Regions from separate parts of the Homo sapiens genome. Here all the other regions are linked to region 2. A link is a contact called in ENCODE Hi-C or POLR2A ChIA-PET data. All regions are on one chromosome and are shown on one strand. The core of a region is the stretch at or near the end of the contact, and the rest is flanking DNA. Distances in the headings are between cores, read along the strand shown.

Region 1 (2,700 bases), core at 192-2,691, 180 kb after region 2:
CAGCAATATGATACAGACCAGGTTCTCTAACCACATTTCAAGGAAATTAGAAATTCATTTTCTTTTTTTTCTTTTTTTTTTTTTTTCATTTGAGACAGAGTCTCGCTCTGTCGCCAGGGCTGGAGTGCAGTGGTGCAATCTCGGCTCGCTGAAACCTCCACCTCCTGGGTTCAAGCAATTCTCCCTACCTCAGCCTCCCGAGTAGCTGGGATTACAGACGCCTGCCACCATGCCCGGCTAATTTTTGTATTTTTAGTAGAGACAGGGTTTCGCCATGTTGGCCAGGCTGGACTCGAACTCTTGACCTTAGGTGATCTGCCTGCCTCAGCTTCCCAAAGTGTTGGGATTATAAGCGTGAGCCACCACGCCAGCCAGAAATTAATTTTTAAGAGGTAGATTTTTAAAATATTTGGAAGCTGATTGAAATATTGTAAGAAATATTGCTAAATGACTCAATAGAACTGGATAATGAATGTAATATATGTCAAAATCGGTGGCACACAGCTAAAGCAGAACTTTATTTTCATATTTATATTATTTTTATTTTTATTTTTATTTTTATTTTATTTATTTATTTATTTTTGAGACGGAGTCTCACTCTGTTGCCCAGGCTGGAGTGCAGTGGCACGATCTTGGCTGACTGCAAGCTCCACCTCCCGGGTTCACACTATTTTTATTATTATTATTATTATTATTATTATTATCATTATTATTATTATTTGAGCTGTAGTCTCACTCTGTCGTGCAGACTGGAGTACAGTGGCGTGATCTTGGCTCACTGCAAACTCCGCCTACCAGGTTCAAGTGATTCTCCTGCCTCAGCCTCCCAAGTAACTGGGATTACAGGTGTGCACCACCACACGCAGATAATTTTTGTATTTTCGTAGAGATGGGGTTTCGCCATGTTGGCCAGTCTGTTCTCGAACTCCTGGCCTCAAGAAATCTGCCCTCCTCACCTCCCAAAGTGCTGGGACTACCGGCATGAGCCACTGCGCCCGGCCAAATGGCAGATTTTGTCCAAATGGAAGGCTAAGGCTGACCCTAAGGCTAACCCTAACCTTAGCCCTAATGCTAACCCTAATTGGGTTAGGGTAAAATGACTAAAGGCAAGAGATAAGCATTCTGGATATTTCTTAGGGCAGGAAAGAAGCAACTTTTATCCTCCACTGACCCAAAGAAATTGACTGTACTTTGTCCCCCACTTCCCACTCAATTTCCTACTTTGATGCCCATTCCCCCTCCCCTTGTCCATCCCAAGCTTCACTCTGGAGACAGTAGCTAAACCTGTGCTAGTTAAACTTGACCCAGATCTGTTAGAAAAGAAGGGGCTATTGCAAGAAGCAGGGCGGCTTCAAAGAAAGCCAAAAGAAACTAACTGTACTGAGTCACCCCACTTCCCTCTCAATTTCCTATTGCCCAGAGAATGGAACTCATGAGATAGAAAAACGAGAAAAAGGGAAGCAAGTGAAGAAAGGGATAGGGCGCTACTCTCCACAAACACTTCCTGTTGGCTGTGCTGACATCACTGCATGCCATGTATCTCATGATTCGGTGTGTAGCTCACACACCTAACGCCTTAGACAACAAGAGCGAAAATCCATCTCAAAAATAAATAAATAAATAAATAATTGGGGAAATCTCAACAGAACATTTTGTGATTCTTATGTGGACTTAAAGGTTATTCTTATCCACCTCTAAAACAACTGAAAATGCAAAATGTTATAACACGTTGATAGTTTTGGAGTCTGAGGAGTCCTGCTTTCCTTCCTTCCCTCTTAGCGACCAATTATTATCTCTTTATTTTATTTTATTTTTTTAGATGGAGTCTCGCTCTGTTGCCCAGGCTGCAGTGCAGCAGCACAATCTCGGCTCACTGCAACCTCCGCCTCCCGGGTTCAAGCAATTATCCTGCCTCAGCCTCCTGAGTAGCTGGGATTACAGGCACCCACCACCATTCCCAGCTAATTTTTGTATTTTTAGTAGAGACAGGGTTTCACCATGTTGGTCAGGCTGGTCTCGAACTCCTGACCTCGTGATCTGCCCACCTCAGCCTCCCAAAGTTCTGGGATTACAGGCATGAGCCACCCTGCCTGGCTATCTTTTTTTAAATTATTTTTTAGAGACATAGTCTCACCATGTTGCCCAGACTGGCTTTGAACTCCTGGGCTCAAGCCTCCTGAGTAGCTGGGACTATAGGCTATGAACTATTATCTTATGGAGGATAAAGGGAGGCATAATGAACCAGAAAAATTTGCAAGGAGACCTCCAGAATGTTTTATCAGAAACAAATGAGTTTGAGCTTTTACTCAACTGTAAAATGGGATTCTGAGTATCACTCACGTGAAGGTGGTTTTCAAAAGATAAAATGCTGTTCAGAGCCAAAGAAACGTGCATTCTTGTTGTGTCAGATTTAGATCTGCTGGAGAATGCTTATTTAGCTAATAATCCAGTAATTGTTGAGGGATGGGAAAGACTCAACACTGTGTGTTTCAGAAAACCTGTCTTCACCAGAGAAAAAAGCAGATGGGTCTTCACAACGAGACAAGTTATATAAAAGGCACACTTTGTTATTTTGTTTTGATTCAAACTTTCAGGTAAGCTTGAAGGTGTCTGATACAAGATCACAAGAAATGTAGTTTTCTATTTTTTTTCACACTTTAAAAAAAAATTCCCCACGGTTTTTGTTTTGTTTTGTTTTTG
Region 2 (2,700 bases), core at 26-2,525:
AGATCTGTAAATAGAACTTGCAGAGAAAACTGTGGTTATGGTACTAGGGGGTGAGAGGGGCAGACTATGGTCTGGAAGCTACCTACAGGAAGTGCAGTATGGCAGGAGGGAAGGAAGGGAGAGGAAGGCAATGGATCACCAAAGGGCTTGTAAGTCCTTTTAAACAAATCCAGCGGTTCTTAACCTTGCTTTGCCATAGCCTTCTCTAACAGCCTGGTGAAGCCCGGTTCTCTTCTCAGAGCAATGTTTTAAATGCATGAAATGCAACATACAGGATTACAAAGAAAACCAATGATACCGAAATTTAATTATCATGATAGTAAACAACCAAACTTGTGATGTATGTGCTTCTTACATCTTAGATATAGAGATGGGTCTAAAAATTAGAGTGGCACATTTTAAATCAGGGATGAGTGTAAATGACTTTTTTCCCCAATATCTTTTTATCAATAAAATGATATATTGATATCTGTATCTGCAAAGATTGTAATGAGATATGAAAATCTGTGACTTCTGTTGGGATAAAGTAACGGCATTGCCAGAACTACTGTGGCTTAGTGCTTGCAAGACGGAAAGAGATGCTAAAATTCAGTCAGAGATGAATAGAAAGCAAAGATGCAACATGTTTTCATTCCAAATTCAAGAACCCTTGGGTTCTATCCATGATTAGGCCCCTTGATGTTGCGGGGCTCTGTATTTATTCCCAGGGCACTAGGGAGTCACGGTCAGAGTGATGTGCTGGGCACTGCTCTTGGCAACAACCTCCAGGGTGGGAGAATGTGTTGGAGGTGGGGAAAGGCTGGGTGCGAGAATACCGGGAGGGGGCTGTTGCAGTTATCTCGAAGAGACGGCAGCCTTCCCAGTGTGGGGCAGTGAGGATAGACCCAAGGAGGCAGAATCAAAAGACATTTGGGTACCTCAGCTTCCCCGACTGGAATAATGAAATACCCTCCCTACTGCACCTGCCCATGCTTTCAATCTGCACTACACCCAGTCCCTGGAGGTCTCTCGGGGAAGGAAGCCGAGTCCCAGTGACTCTCTCCTCACCATCCATCCTCTCAGGCTCCAGGGGAAGATCCCACGCCCCTCAGCCAGTCTCCCCAAACATAGTACCCTACCGGCTCTTGGCTTCCCTGCCACGTGCGGGCGTTGCTCCAAGCCCCAAGCCGGCATTGCCGCCTCGCGGCACCGCTCCAGCTCCTCCGCATCGCTACTGCTGTTACTACTTTCCGAATCGCTCACTGTGCCACTGGGCGCCGCCATCTTGAACCACCGCAAAGGATTGTGGAGAACACCGCCGTTATCAAGCCTCCTTCATGACGTCACGTGAGAGGAGAGGCGCGAGGCATTGTGGGGATTGTAGTTCCAAGACTTGGACCGCCATTGGCCATGAACTGTACTGGGTTGGGGATACCAGGTGGGAATGGGGAGGTGGGCGGTTCTCAAAGGCAAGAGCTAGAAGGGCCTAAGAGATTAACTTCTCCAATCATTTCTTGATGACAGATCTCCAGAGGGGATGGGAATCTCCTAAGGAGTTAATGACAGACCCAGGATTAGTTCCCAGGTTTTGATTCCATGTCATTTATTCTAGTAATTTCCCAGTCCAGCTGGGCCTAAGAAACACCTTAGAGAGCTGGTTAAACTGCAGACTTTTGGGTCTCACAGAAAATACTAACAGAATCAGAATCTCTGATAGGTGGAATCCAGGAATCTGTATTTCCTTTAATAGCCTAGGGCCTTACTACTTAAGAGTGTAGTCCATGAGCCAGCAGCATTGGTAACACCTGGGAGCTCGTTAGAAATGCAGAATCCAGGCTGGGCACGGTGGCTCACGCCTGTAATCCCAACACTTTGGGGGGCTGAGGCAGGCAGATCACAAGGTCAGGAGTTCGAGACCAGCCTGGCCAACATAGTGAAACCCCATCTCTACTAAAAATACAAAAATTAGCTGGGCATGGTGGCACGCACCTGTAGTCCCAGCTACTCAGGAGGCTGAGGCAGGAAAATCACTTGAACCTGGGAGGTGGAGGTTGAGGTGAGCCAAGATCGTGCCACTGCACTCCAGCCTGGGCAACAGACTGAGACTCTGTCTCGAAAAAAAAAAAAGAGAAATGCAGAATCCTGTCCGGGCACGGTGGCTCACATCTGTAATCCCAACACTTTGTGAGGCCGAGGCGGGCAGATCATGAGGTCAGGAGTTCGAGACTAGCCTGACCAACATGGTGAAACCCCATCTCTACTAAAAATACAAAAATTAGCCAGGCAATACTGACTCCCAGGACCCATCCAAGACCAAAAAATTAGAATCTCTGTGGTTAAAATACCTCACAGTGAAGGATGAACAAAATCACTTTACTTTTGTGTGTGGAATGCTGTTTCATGTTTTATCTTTGAAGACAGGTATGTCAAAACTTTACTAAAATAAACTCTCTGGCCTTGAGCTTTTTCTATTTCAAAGAAGAGGAAGGTGACTGATATGGTCTGAATGTGTTCCTCCAAAATTCATATGTTAAAATTGACACCATAAAATAAATAACAGAGAGACTGACTCTCCAAAATAAAGCGTTTATTCCAGAATTGCAAGGAATTGCAATTTGAGATATGCATGCTATAGTGGACTATAGGCACATTAAAAGAGGTTGTGGCAACGAGAAAAGACAAAGTCCACATAAGCTTCTTTAAAACAAGTACCGTTGATCA
Region 3 (2,700 bases), core at 126-2,625, 240 kb after region 2:
AACTATCTAGTTCCAGAACATTCTCATCACCTCAAAAGAAAACCTCATACCCATTAGCAGTCACTCCCTATTCTTCCCTCCCTCAATCCCCTGGCCACCACCAATCTGTTTCCTGTCTCTATAGATTTGCCTGTTCTGGACATTTCATATAAATGGAATTGTACACTATGTGGCCTTTTGTGTCTGGCTTCTTTCACTTAGCATCATTAGCACGTTTTTAAGGTTCATCCACACTGGTGCATGGATCAGTGCTTCATTCCCTTTAATGGCTGAATAATATTCCATTGTATGGATAGACCACATTTTCTTTGTCCATTCATCTGTTGAGGGGCATATGGACTGTTTCTACTCTTTGGCTGTTGGGAAGTGCTGCAATGAACGTTCGTGTACATGGATATGTTCATGTGTGGATATCTGTTTTTGGTTCTTTTGGGTATATACCTAGGAGTGGAATTTCTGGGTCACGTGGTATAGTTATTTAATTTGATTCTGCTATGACAAGCATAAATTGGAATACAAGGCTGTACTTTAGGAAGTTAAAAAAAAAAAGAGCACAGTCGATTTCAAAATCCAGTGGAGGATGACTCTGGGGTTGCTTGTTGTTCTGGAATCATACACCCACAATGAGATGAGCATGTAATAGAAACCAGAGGGGATACCCCATTTTCCATGATGGGATTATTATGCACTGCATGCCGGTATTAAAACATCTCATGTAACCTATGACTATATCCACCTACCATGTACCCACAAAAATTAAAAAAACTTTTTTTTTTTTTTTGAAATGGAGTCTTGCTCTGTTGCCCAGGCTGGAGTGCAGTGGCACGATCTTGGCTCACTGCAACCTCTGCCTCCTGGGTTCAAGCGATTCTTCTGCCTCAGCCTCCCGAGTAGCTGGGACTACAGGCACCTGCCACCACACCCGGCTAATTTTTTGTATTTTTAGTAAAGATGGGGTTTCACCGTATTGGTCAGGCTGGTCTCGAACTTCTGACATCAGGTGATCCACCCACCTCGGCCTCCCAAAGTGCTGGGGTTACAGGCAAAAAAATTTTTTAAAAATGAAACCAAAGGGTTGTTTCAAAGCTCTCCAAGGGCTGAGGTGGCCAAGGGGAACAGGGAAGCTACTCAGACAAAAAGAAGGCTTAAAGGTTCTGATCAGGAAAAGAACTGAACTCTCCCAGGCCTTCCCCATCTTCAGTTTCATCAACCAGTGTGAGTTAGGGCAGATTTGCTATTGCTTCAGGCTGTAGTTAAAAACAAAGGCAATGCTGCTAAGGTACAGCTTCTACAGACAACCCAGCGCTGGCCCCCTCAGCTCTGGCCTTTCCTGCCTTGGTTATTTAAGTCTTCACTTGCAAGCTTCATGAATTTCTGCACCATCCTCCCACCCACCCAAGCACCATAAATCAGGTGGCATGAGGGAGGGTGGCCTGTTGAAACAGGTCTATTTTCAGTCGCTAACAGTTCAACCACTTTTGGGGCTGAGCAGTGGGTGGGAATTTTTTAACCTCTAGAAATAGAGATCGAGTTTTCTACTTTTTTTTTTTTTTTTTTTTGAGACAAAGTCTAGCTCTGTCACCCAGACTGGAGTGCAATGGCACGATCTCGGTTCACTGCAACCTCCGCTTCCCAGGTTGAAGTGATTCTCCTGCTTCACCCTCCCAAGTAGCTGAGATTACAGGCATGTGCCACCACATCTGGCTAATTTTGTATTTTTAGCAGAAACATGGTTTCACCATGTTGGTTAGGTTGGTCTCGAACTCCTGACCTCAGGGGATCCACCTGCCTTGGCCTCCCAAAGTGCTGAGATTACAGGCATGAGCCACCACACCCAGCCCCCTCCTCCACCTTTTTTTGTTTTATTGAGACAGGGTCTTACTCTGTCGCCCAGGCTAGAGTGCAGTGGCACAATCATAGCTCACTGCAGCCTCAAACTCCTGGCCTCAAGCAATCCTCCCACCTCAGCCTCCCAAGTGCTGGGGTTACAGGCATGAGCCACCGCACCTGGACTGAGTTTTCTGCCCTTTGCATGTCAGGCCTGTAGCTGCAGACCCTTTCTGATACCTACTACCCGGCCTCATGCACTGCCCTGTCTGTCTCAGTCTCACACGGCTGTGGCTGGAAAGTAAAATATAACCGTGTCAGGATTTTCAAAACCACTGGAATCACATACCCCAAATTAGCATGGCTTTCTGCAACTGCCACCTCGAGTTGTGAAAAACTATCCCTGCAGCTGCCCAGCTCAAGCAGATCACGAAACTCTTCTTTGAGGCTTGGACCATGTTCTCTTTATTCTCATTCCACCCGTCAGCTCAAACCCCCCAATGGCTTCCATCACTCTCAGAGTCAAAGCCAATTTTTTTTTTTTTTTTTTTTGAGACAGTCTCACTTTGTTGCCCAGGCTGGAATGCAGTGGCGCCATCTTGGCTCACTGCAACCTCCGCCTCTCAGGTTCAAGTGATTCTCGTGCCTCAGCCTCCCGAGTAGCCAAGATTATAGGTGCACACCCCCATGCCCAGCTAATTTTTGTATTTTTAGTAGAGACGGGGTTTCGCTATGCTGCCCAGGCTGGTCTCAAACTCCTGAGCTCAGGTGATCCACCCGCTCGGACTCCCAAAGCGCTGGGATTACAGGGGTGAGCCACTGTGCCCGATCCAAGTTCTTTACAATGTTGTAAAATACCTTCTGCCACCTGGT

What was found. Hi-C counts contacts between places; a loop is a spot of excess contacts on that map. ChIA-PET counts read pairs that join two places held with the same protein, here RNA polymerase II (POLR2A). Pooled maps may share reads with other maps.
Region 1: a loop to region 2 is called in a pooled map, with 2.6 times the contacts of the local background. The contact joins the enhancer-like site here to the promoter of C12orf43 in region 2. A Hi-C loop is called at or near these places in 3 of 37 single-sample maps with no recorded cell type and 3 of 50 pooled maps. POLR2A ChIA-PET finds 5 or more read pairs at or near these places in 1 of 52 experiments (Caco-2).
Region 3: a pooled map shows a loop between it and region 2 (2.2-fold over the local background). The contact joins the enhancer-like site here to the promoter of C12orf43 in region 2. A Hi-C loop is called at or near these places in 1 of 168 maps with a recorded cell type or tissue (CD8-positive, alpha-beta T cell) and 6 of 50 pooled maps. POLR2A ChIA-PET finds 5 or more read pairs at or near these places in 2 of 52 experiments (activated CD4-positive, alpha-beta T cell and endothelial cell of umbilical vein).

Annotation. Positions count from the first base shown.
Region 1 is chr12:121,195,615-121,198,314 of GRCh38, forward strand. The region is part of intron 2 of LOC105370032 (a long non-coding RNA gene); the gene reads right to left. Among named protein-coding and RNA genes, the nearest start is that of P2RX4, 13 kb to the right of the region's middle. Within about 2 kb of position 1,442, at least 2 of the 41 ENCODE cell types and tissues checked have a DNase peak (open chromatin) inside an H3K27ac peak, as active enhancers do.
Region 2 is chr12:121,015,212-121,017,911 of GRCh38, forward strand. It overlaps C12orf43 (chromosome 12 open reading frame 43), which reads right to left and starts at 1,276. Exons shown (of 6, transcript NM_022895.3): 1 at 1,119-1,276. The coding sequence starts at 1,263. It also overlaps a transcript of OASL not described here. RefSeq lists enhancers at 455-970, 942-1,451 and a silencer at 1,179-1,372.
Region 3 is chr12:121,256,484-121,259,183 of GRCh38, forward strand. All of the region lies in intron 7 of CAMKK2 (calcium/calmodulin dependent protein kinase kinase 2), which reads right to left. Among named protein-coding and RNA genes, the nearest start is that of CAMKK2, 39 kb to the right of the region's middle. Within about 2 kb of position 1,376, at least 2 of the 41 ENCODE cell types and tissues checked have a DNase peak (open chromatin) inside an H3K27ac peak, as active enhancers do.